Regions from separate parts of the Homo sapiens genome. Here region 2 is linked to region 1. Evidence: read pairs that join two places in POLR2A ChIA-PET (ENCODE). Cell type or tissue: CD4-positive, alpha-beta T cell. All regions are shown on one strand.

Region 1 (5,000 bases):
GCCAGCACAGGGGAGGGGCCCACTGAGGGGCCCACTGAGGAGGGGCGTCTGACCTTACCTAGTGATGCTAGAACTCAGGGGAGCCACATGGCTCAGAGAGGTTAAGTCACCTGCTTAAGGCCACATAGCAAGAAAATGGCCTGACTCCAAATCCTATATATTTCTCATATCTTGCTATGGGATCACATTCTGTCAACAGCCCAAAGAAGCAATAATGACAATGACTTGTATCACATGACAGGTCTTGGGAACTTAGCCCAAGGGAGTCTCTTGTGGCTGGCTAGCTACAGAGAATAGAGCCTCTGAAATTTCAACAGAAAAAGCAAGTGAAGATCTGAGACCAATATGAAAGCAATAAGTGTTTACTACAGAGGCTGATAAGACATATTAATTTTTTTTCTGAAACCTAGAACGGAAGTAAATAGCAATAATGCAACAGAACAATTTCCTGAAGATCAGGACCATATTGGAATGTAGACAGAGTGTTTTACCTGGCCATGGAATAGTATTGGTTTCTTTTTCTTCAGTCTCCTCAAGATGAACTTAACTATATAATAAATTTTGATTTTTCCCTTTTTTATTTAGCATAGAAATAAACTTGATCCTAATATTATAGACCAGTTTTTTTTACACCCCAGAAAGCACATTTTTTGTCTATGTGATAGTTTTTTAAAAAGGTCTAGTGCCCTCTGAAGTACAGCTGCATCAAACATTTCTCCCTTCCAGCAGGACACATTCTCAATGCTCCAATGAAAGTCAACAGGAGTACAGGTTCTGATGCACAGAAATCCATTTCACGGGAACCCTGTCAAGTCTTAATGTATCCCTCCAGGATCCCAGGCTGCCTGGGCACCAGCTTCACACACTCCTCTGATTATAGCAAGGATCAATGTCACCCCGGTCTATGGAACGAGTTGCAGAAGAGTTTTAAATAGTAGGAAATCCATGCCGGGTGAGGTCATGGTGAAGGCGAAGGGGAAACATTCACAGTTGTTCTGGGAGAGACAGAAGCTGTTATGCACGGTCGCCAAGGCCTGGCTGCAAAGTAAACCCTCCAATCAGGCAGGTTGCTGGCAGGATACGGCCCGGCCTGCTGTTCCTGTGGCTGAATGGTACAGTCTGGTTTTACCCAACTTGGATCAGGCAAGTTTGAGGCTCAGACAGCACTGAGGCAGGTGGGAATGTGTGTGGAGACCTTCTGCTCCCTCTACTCTCATTTAGGTCTCTTTCTGGCCTGGGCGAATGTTTTACGAAGGGGACTCCAGCCAGAGACAGCAGGGCATACCAAGTCGCTCAAATAACTACACGTATTTTCTACTGCCCCCTTCTCCCAACACATAGCCTCCTGGAGCTCAGCTCCTATTCTTAAGGAGCTCATGGGACAGTTAGAGTACCTGATGGAGGAGTGATCAGTGAATTCAGTGGGGGAAAGATGAGAGACGCAGCCTGCAGTGAAGCAGGTAGTATGGCTTTAGGACCTGGCAAGGCAGTGGTGAATGGACGTGCCGATTATCAAGCCCACCATGGGCACAGATGGGGCCAAAGCGGCCAAGCTCAACGTCTCAGATGCGGATCTGTGATCACTGTCAGTGCTACTTGCAAGATACAATCCCTGATGCAGTTCCTTCCTCTGTAACACCCCACTAACACGCATGCATATTCCACAGCCCTGCTTTGGCAATGCAAAGTTTTGTATAAAGAAATATTTTGCTGTAAACATATTTCTATTCTAGGCTAACTCAGATTTAGAGATAGATTTTTCTTTCCTTTTAAGAAATCAAGAGTTCAAACCTTCAGCCCGGCAACTGTACACAATTGCTCACAATTATGTTTCATTCAAACAAGAACACAATGTATCAATCATATTTACCTGTTTTGGTCTGTCTCCAATTCCAAAAGCTACCTTGGTCTGCCAGTAAAGGGGAGTCACATCTGGGAATGTCCTGGCCATGTGACCCCAAGCATGTCTCACTTTCCCCATCTGTTGAAAAGGGGACTCTAGCTTCTTCCTGGGCTGTGGGAAGCAGGACATGAAGTCTAGGCTGGGCCAGCTCCCTAGGGCCCTCAGCAAATGGAAGTTGCGAACATTAACGCTGCTTTTGAACAATGCCAAGGTTGCATAAGAAATGTAGCCATGCCTATCATGGGGCTGGGTTTGGGCTTTCTGTAACACTGATTCCGAACAATGTCAAAAGTTGCATAAGGAACCTCACTGTGCCTATCCTGGGGCCCAGTTTTGGCTTTCTAGAGCTCGCCTGTGGCAGCATTTCTGCAGCCGGAGAGGGAACACCCTTCCCACGGCCGCCGCCTCGGTGCCGGTTGGTGACTCATAGCACTGGCGAGGGGCGTGGGCGGGAAACCACATAGGCATCACCATGGCATCTGACAGATTTGCCCCTGTGGAGCTACTCTGTAAAGAAAAGGGGAAGAGGGGGCCCTTCTCCTCCTGCAAGGTGAGTGGGGCACAGAGGGAACAGCTTTCGTCAGCCGAACCCCCTTGCTGCAACGTGGCTGGAAGCCAACCTTAGAGAAGGTGGCAGCGTCCTGCCTTCCGCCCAAAGTGAGTGCTGGCCTGGCTCCTGGGGTGAGGGAAAAATCCCATCTTGTGGGTGCTGCCCTCCATAGCTCCCTCTCACACAAACACGTTCAAAGTCTTCTCACATACTTAACATCAGAAAGGCAATCCAGAACCTCCCATTTGTGAGCAACAGCTATGTGCTGGGTTGGCTCCCCTCAGCACTGCTTTTATGTTATTTGCTTCCTTCCATCCTCAGGATGACTTGTTCTTATCTCCTCTTACAAATGAAGAAACTGAGGCTAGAAGTTGCCCGAGGCCACAGTGCTGCCCTGAGGCAGAGCTGGGGTTCCAACCAAGATGTGTTCCCTGTGCTCAAAAATGGGTCAGGAAATTTACAAATGGGTGTCTGTGGGCATGTGAGAAGCAGGTGAACTGGAGAACATCCAGGAAGTGCAACTGCTGAGGCCACAGACAGCTCAGGGCAGAAACACTCATTTTAGGCAGCTGTCACTTTCCAAAGGACTTTCTATGTGCTGTCTCATTTACTTTCCATAACAGTTCTATGAAGTGGGAGCTAACATCTCCATTTCGAAGGCAAGGAGGCAGAGATTGAATTGCTCCTCAAGGGCATCCAACTGCTCTGTCCTCTATGGCCTCCAGCCTCCAGTTCCCCATCTGTGCAATGGGAATATATTAAAATCACACCTTCAGATGATGTCAGGGTTAAATGAGGGAACATAACAGAAATGCTTTAGAAACTGCAAAATGCCACCGGAATTCTATGGAGTATTATTATTTACTAAAATAGCTTAGTGAAGACAACACAAATAAGTCTGAGAATTGCAAGGTTCTAGATTCAGACCTAGATTTCTGCAGAGTGTTTAAGCGGTGTTCTTTCCCGGACTGGAAGCTCCTGAAAGCAGGGACCACGTCTGGTTTGCCTCAGTTTCCTCAGCGCCCTGTTCCATGCCTGACACAGAGAGGGACCTTGAAAAAGCTAGGTGAAACTATTCAGGATTAATTCAGACTGGGAAAGAGGGTGGAGGGGAAGAACAATGGGATTGAGGGCTGGAAGTGGCCTTTTAGAGGTGGGTGACCAGAAGGTTGATGTTCCAACTCTTGAGAATGAAAACGCCTCTTTTAATAGTCTTGATAAAATGGAACTGTTCTGGGCCAGCAGGGACATACAGTCATACTACTTAAATATTTAGTACTTATTTAGTCTGATCCCCATGTTGTGGGGGAAACTGAGGCCCTCAGAGGATTGCAGAGCTGGGGGGGAAACCCAGGACTCCCTGCCCCTCCATAGGCCTGCTCTTGGAAGAGCCAGAGCAGCAGCTCGGAGTGGGTGGAGCTTGCTTTTAGTGCCTGCAGCTCTCTGGAAGGAACTGGGTGTTATCGAGATAATCCAAAGTTTCTGTTGGGTAAATATCAACACTTCTGGGCCCGTTACTAAGGGCCTGGGTGGTTGCTAAGCGGCCCTATGACCTCATGAGGGGGCCATTGTTTAGCACTCAATAGGCATCCTTGAGTGACATCCCCCAGCTCCCAAATCCCAGGGGCCCCTGGGGTTTTGTGAAAAGAAGCAAGAGATTATAATGAGCAGGAGCGGTACACAGACCCACGTTTGTTTTCTGGGGGTCTAGTGGGGCGGGGGTGGGGGCTGCAGCTTTTCAGAACAAGGCATAGGAAGGCATGAGGGCCCGGTGAGAGGCTGCCAGCTGCCATTGCTGGCAATAGAAATACCCCAGGAATAAAGAATTAACCCCATGTATGGCGCTTGACCCTTTGTAACCCACCTGAACACTCATCCTCTCACTTTGTTTTCAAAGCAGCCACACCATTTCACAGAAGAGAAAAAACTGGGTCCAAAAAGGGGAGACAGCTTGCCCAAGGCCTCTCAGAAATGTCTCAGTTTCCAGGTGTGGAAGGCAGAATAATGGCTGCACAAAGACACCCACATCCAAACCCCCAGAGCCTGTGAATATGTCAGCTTATGGCAAAGGGAAATGAGGGTGCAGATGGAGTGAAGGTGTCTCACCGCTGACTTTAAGACAGGGGAGATCACCCTGGATGATCTGGGTGGGCCAATGGAATACAAGGACCTTTAAAAGTGGAAAAGGGAGGCAGAAGATTCAGTGTCTGTGAATCAAGGAAATAGGCAGCCTCTAGAAGATGGAAAAGGCCCAGAGACAGATTCTTCTCCCCCGCAGCCTCCAGAAGGAATGTGGCTCTGCCTCGATTTCAGCCCGGTAGAGCTGTGTCAGACTTCTGACTACAGAACTGTCAGCTGATCAATTTTAAATCCCCTGGTCTATGGTTTTTTGTTACAGCAGCAATAGTAAGCTAATACACCACACTTAGAAATCTGCAATGCCTAAGCCAGAAGCAGGGCCTTGAAGATCACATTTAGCTTTTTGGAGTTCAGAAAACAGAAGGCCCAGGGGAATAAAATGATTTACTCAAGGTCCCAAAGCAAGTA
Region 2 (5,000 bases), 51 kb after region 1:
GATCTGCCGCCCCCTCCCTGCCCCTGGCCCGGCAGTGCTGACTCTGGCTTGCACAGGGGCCCTCTGCCCAGTTGAGAGCCTGCCTGCAACTGTCCTGAGGGCACCTGGGGATCACTCACCTTGCTTCCCAGAAAACCAACCTTTTCCCTCCCTGCAGAGGGCTGAGTGAGGGCATGGGGAGGGAGATGAGCTGGAATGAGGGGGTTGACCATAGAAAACACATGGCGGTCAGGCAAAAGCCCAGATGAAGTGTTTGGGGCAGGGCAAGACTAAGAAGTCCCTGGGAAAGAGGTCGGGTGTATGGTTGTGACTCACCACCCAGCAACACCCCAGCTTCCAATACCTGGACATTCTCGGAGCCTACAAAACCAGGAAGCACAGGGTGCCAGCCAGGAGACCCCTGTGGGTCTGTGAGCCTACTGTGCACCAGGTCCGGCCTTGCGGGCTTGCCCTGCTGAGATCTCTCAAGAATCTCTGAGGACAGAGGGGATAGTGTGCCAAGTGTGGTAAAGGGCAGGAGAGTGGCCACTCTCTAGGCAAAAAAGAAGAAGGAGTCCCCAGAGGCCATGATTGGTGCCCAGCGTGAGCCAGGACACTCCAGGAACACTCAGAATTGGCACAGAGGAGTCCAGTTCGGTCATACCCTGAGTCCTGGGCCCATAATAAGGGGGGCAGCCACTGGCTGGTCCCTGGGACAGGCTCCAATTGTGGCTTATTCAGCCTCAACCCCCTGAGTGGAGGAATAACACGGGGAGGGAGGCCTTGCCTGAGTCAGAGGCCTTGGATCTGGCCTGGCTGTGCCCCAGGCTGGCTGTGAGAGTCTCCCCTTGCTGGGCCTCGGTTACCTCATTTATAAATGGAGGTCATAATTTGAACCCCTGATTGTGGAGGAACAGTGAGTCAGAAGGTCTCTAAGACCTGTTCAACCTAGCATTCTCTGTCTGTCTCAGTCATTTAGTACATATCTGGCTCCCAGTCTTCCCCCAGGCACCTCCTCATTAAGACTGGTGGCTCACCAGAGCCTGGCAGGGAAGGACCCCGGGGAGGGGAACGCCCAGGAGCCTGCATGTACACACAGCAGCTCACACCTGACATCAGCAAGAGCTATGGGGGAGACCCACACCTTAGAACTTGGGCAGGGCCCAAATGGAGGCCCCTGGAGTTCAGGGCTGAGGGGAGCCCCACTAGGAGCCATCCCCCAAGTCCCTTCCAGCCATGGCCCTCCTCCCTACCCTCTTTCTTATTTGTCTTCATTTCCCCCCAGCTAAGCCTGCTCTTGGGCACATAATTCATTAATATGGGATTAAAGGGATCCAGGCTGCCTAACCCTGAACGTGACCCTGGACAACCTGAGGCCCAGTGGTGAAGAAGGCCCAGGATGTCCTCCCCGCGCCTGCAGAGGAAGAGCTGAGGCTCCAGCGGCTCTCCTGGCAGCCAGAGGCAGTGCTGGGTTGAAGCCCCCTCGGAGCCCCCTCCCCACTTCCTGCCCTGGCCTCTGCCCCCTCCCTGCCCTCATCAAAATGGAGAAAGCACTGAAAAATTCTCACTCCTTTGGTCACAGAATGTGGGGGTCTGTTCTGGAATCCCACCCACTCTTCACCCCCTTTTTTCTCCTTGTCAGGCTGCTCACATCCCGGGACTTTCCCAGACTCTGCCGTTGTGGAAGTTTCTAAGATGACGGCTGGCCCTCGCTTTCCACAGAGTGTGTCCTTAGACCATGATGCTCAGAGAAGGGATTTCAGGCCACACAGTCAGGACATGGTGCCTGCATCCTTTCATTCTTGGGAGGTTGTCTCAGGGAGAAAAGAACTGGCTCAGGGTTAATGTGCCTTGAACACCTCTGACCTTCTCCCTCCTAACAGAGAGACACAGAGCAGAACTCAGGCAGCGGCAGCGAGGTGGAATTTAATCATAGGATGATTTTTATTTCTTTGTATTTATTTTAATGCTTAGCTCCTGTTGATGACAAGCGATATTATAAACCACTTAATTGCATTAAAAAGTTTCTTTTAAAGAGAACATAATCAGGTAAAATGGTGAACTGATGAAAACAAGACTAAATGGGTAATCGCGTGGGTTGTTTACAGATAAAAACAAATGACTGAAGTTGGAGGGAAACTGACATGGAGGCCAAACTCCACCCTTCACAGGTGGATAAAGCATTTGCCCAAGGTGAGCTCCTGGCAAACTGGGCTTTGAACTGGGCCACACCTGGTACCACACCTCAGAGCCTCCCTCCTCCTCCACTTTTGGGGCTGTTTCATTTCTCTTCTCTCTGAACTGAGCCTCCTTCTTTTCTTAACTTCTCAGCACCCTCTCTTTCACTTTCTCCCACATCCCCTCTGTTCTCTCAAGGCTGTGAAGCCCTATTTAAGGCCATCCTTCCACTGGCCAAGAGGCAGAAACCTGAACTGGTGAGAAACGATGATGAGGTGTGTCAGGAAGAACTCAGACCCCGCATCCAGCCCTGGTGACCCCGGCCCTCTTGAGCTGAGCAAGCCTACAGCAGCAGTTCACCTTCTCTGGGCCTGGCTTCATTTCCTTGGTAAGAAAATAATGACTTCATCCCCCTGGGGTAGAGGCCTAAATGAGCCGATGCCTCTAAAATGCCTAGCACGGTGCCCGGTGTGTTTGGCAGATGCTCGATACACGTCAGTTCTCTAATAGAATCGTTTCTTTTCAAAAGGATCACAGCATTGCTGTGAGTGTCCTTGGTATGTTCAGTGACATTCTTGACAGCAGATGAGGAGTCTTAAAATCGCTTTAAAAATAGAGAAGTAGTCATTTATAATTTGCACACTCATTGTTGGAATGCAAATGCTGCTGCTAAAAGCCTGCTCTCCTAAGTGGGCTTGTGACACCGTCAATCTGCTTAGCAAAGCCTTTGCTTCTGTCAAGTGCAGGTAAGAGCCCTCTTGCAAGCGTTCATGATAACAGAGTTCAGACTTAGCTCCTGGAAATGAGATTTTACTGATGTGGTTACTGTGGGGCCCCGGTAACCCAGCTGTTCTCTACCCTCTGTTCCTCCTCCCCCAGCTGCCCAGATCACGGGGGTAGGGCTAAGAAAAATGAATCAGAGCTGAGGTGTTCACAGATCTTCGTTCTGGCATTACATATCAATCCACCTTCTCCTTCAGTCTTTCCAGGAAAAAAAAACAAATCTAAGCCCAATAAATAGACTTAACTCTCAGACGACAGAGCAACCACAAAGGAAATGAAGGTCTTTTGGGTCCCTGGAGGAGGGTAAGACCCAGTCAGGGTGGAGGTATCATTCTGTCTTCAGCCCTCCCTCCCCTGAGAGATATATGTTTGACTGGGTGGCAGGTCTTCCCTTGGGAGTCCCACAGGCATCTAAACTTAACATGGTCCAAGCTAGAGTTATCACCCCTCCTCCCTCTGCCTCCATACTTTTCTCCTCCCAGATGCCCCAACTTGGTGAGAAACACCACTGAGTTACCCAGGTGGGTCAGGGAGCTGGCAGGCACCTTGGCCTCACCTCCCTCACACTCTCCAAGTCAATCTCTGCATAAATTTGACCCTTCTAGGATCTCTCCTCCCCTCTCACCCCGTAGCCATGGCCCAGGTCACCATCACCTTCTGCCTGGAGCCCTGTTAAGACATCCACCCACCTCCCTAGCTGCCATCTCTTCTCTCCAAGCCAGCCTCCACATGGCAGGTGGGCTAAAGTCATACAACACACTTCCCATTGTTTCACTTCTCTGCCCCAAACCTCACAGTCTCCCCTAACCTTCCGGATGAAGTCCAAACTCCCTAACTCCTCTGCAGACCAAGTATTGATTGGGTGCTTCTTGTGGGCCAGGTCTTGGCCCCCAGCTATCAGACACAAGCCTGTCTGCACAGAGTCTGGAATCCATAGCTTCTCATATCACCTACCACCACATGCCCCACTGTTGGGTCTAAACTAGGACTGCAAACTGGCAGCCCCCTTCTATTCTGTTTGGTTTTCCCAGTGTTGGCTCAGTGTTTTGAAGTCAAGAGATTCCACATAAAAACCTGGGTCCCTGACATCTCTGGAAAACTTGGAAGACCAGGTAACACTAGGCCAGCTTCTCTTCATATTAATAATTGCATGGAGCAGAGTCCTACTTCCCTTTAGAGCCATCAAGCCCTTTCCAATTGGCCACAGTCTCCACCACTCCATATTGTCTTCTACCCAGCCTACTTTTTTCACAGCTCGTGGGTGTGGGGCCTGTGGATATTAAAACCTGCTCCCCCTCCTCCATGTACAGCTTTCCCAGTGCATTCAACTGTTCTTGTTCTGAGCTTTAGCCCCTGCTGATCCCTCCTCCTGGAATGCCCTTTTTACCCTGTCTATTAAAAGTGCTCCTGCTGCTTTTAATAGAATATGCCACAGCCTTCTGTGTCCCCACTGTACAGACATCCTTCCAAGCATCTATTGCACCAAAGCATCCTCGTTTATTAATACTTCCATCTCTGCCACTAGAGTATGAGCCCACTCCACATCTCTAGGGAATAACACACTAACTACTTCACAAAATGGGTCTTCAGGAAATTGTTCATGGGTGATGGGCAGATGCTGACAGTAACAAGAAAATAGCGACAACAATACTAGCCTATGTGCTGGGCTCCAGGCTAAGCATTTCCATACGTCCTCTCATTTAATGCTCAACAGAGGTCAATGTGGGATGCTAGTATCATCTCTATTCTACATATGGAAAGACTGAGGCTGGAGCCCAGGGTCTGATTCCAAAGCTGGCCTGTTCACCATCCCTGGGCAATAGCCTCCTTGCCTCTGTTAGGCTCAAAGTCTTTCTTTTTCCCTGCCTGACAAGTCATGGACCAGAGAGGGCAGGCTGGGGGGAAACTGGGGAACAGTTCTGGGAACCAGAGCTGGGGCTCCTTAGCTTGTCAGGAAATAAAGACCTAAGAACAGTTTGTGAGGCTGGAGCTGGAGGATTGCTTGAGGCCAGCATTTCGAGACTAGCCTGGCCAACACACTGGGACCCTATCTTTACAGT

Evidence for each region. ChIA-PET counts read pairs that join two places held together with the same protein. Peaks named below come from ENCODE experiments on the same cell type or tissue, not always from the same donor. Only the 100,000 strongest peaks of a DNase experiment are listed, where the experiment ranks them.
Region 2: POLR2A ChIA-PET joins it to region 1 with 5 read pairs; 2 of 35 experiments call an interaction of 5 or more read pairs at or near these places.

The regions. Positions count from the first base shown.
Region 1 is chr3:10,549,850-10,554,849 of GRCh38, forward strand. It overlaps a transcript of ATP2B2 not described here. Among named protein-coding and RNA genes, the nearest start is that of ATP2B2-IT1, 18 kb to the right of the region's middle. RefSeq lists a silencer at 3,836-4,130. In CD4-positive, alpha-beta T cell, no CTCF peak of the experiment used is centred here; a DNase peak (open chromatin) is centred at 2,342; H3K4me3 peaks cover 891 bases; H3K27ac peaks cover 1,405 bases.
Region 2 is chr3:10,600,655-10,605,654 of GRCh38, forward strand. It overlaps a transcript of ATP2B2 not described here. Among named protein-coding and RNA genes, the nearest start is that of ATP2B2-IT2, 24 kb to the right of the region's middle. RefSeq lists an enhancer at 158-659. In CD4-positive, alpha-beta T cell, no CTCF peak of the experiment used is centred here; a DNase peak (open chromatin) is centred at 2,997; H3K27me3 peaks cover 293 bases.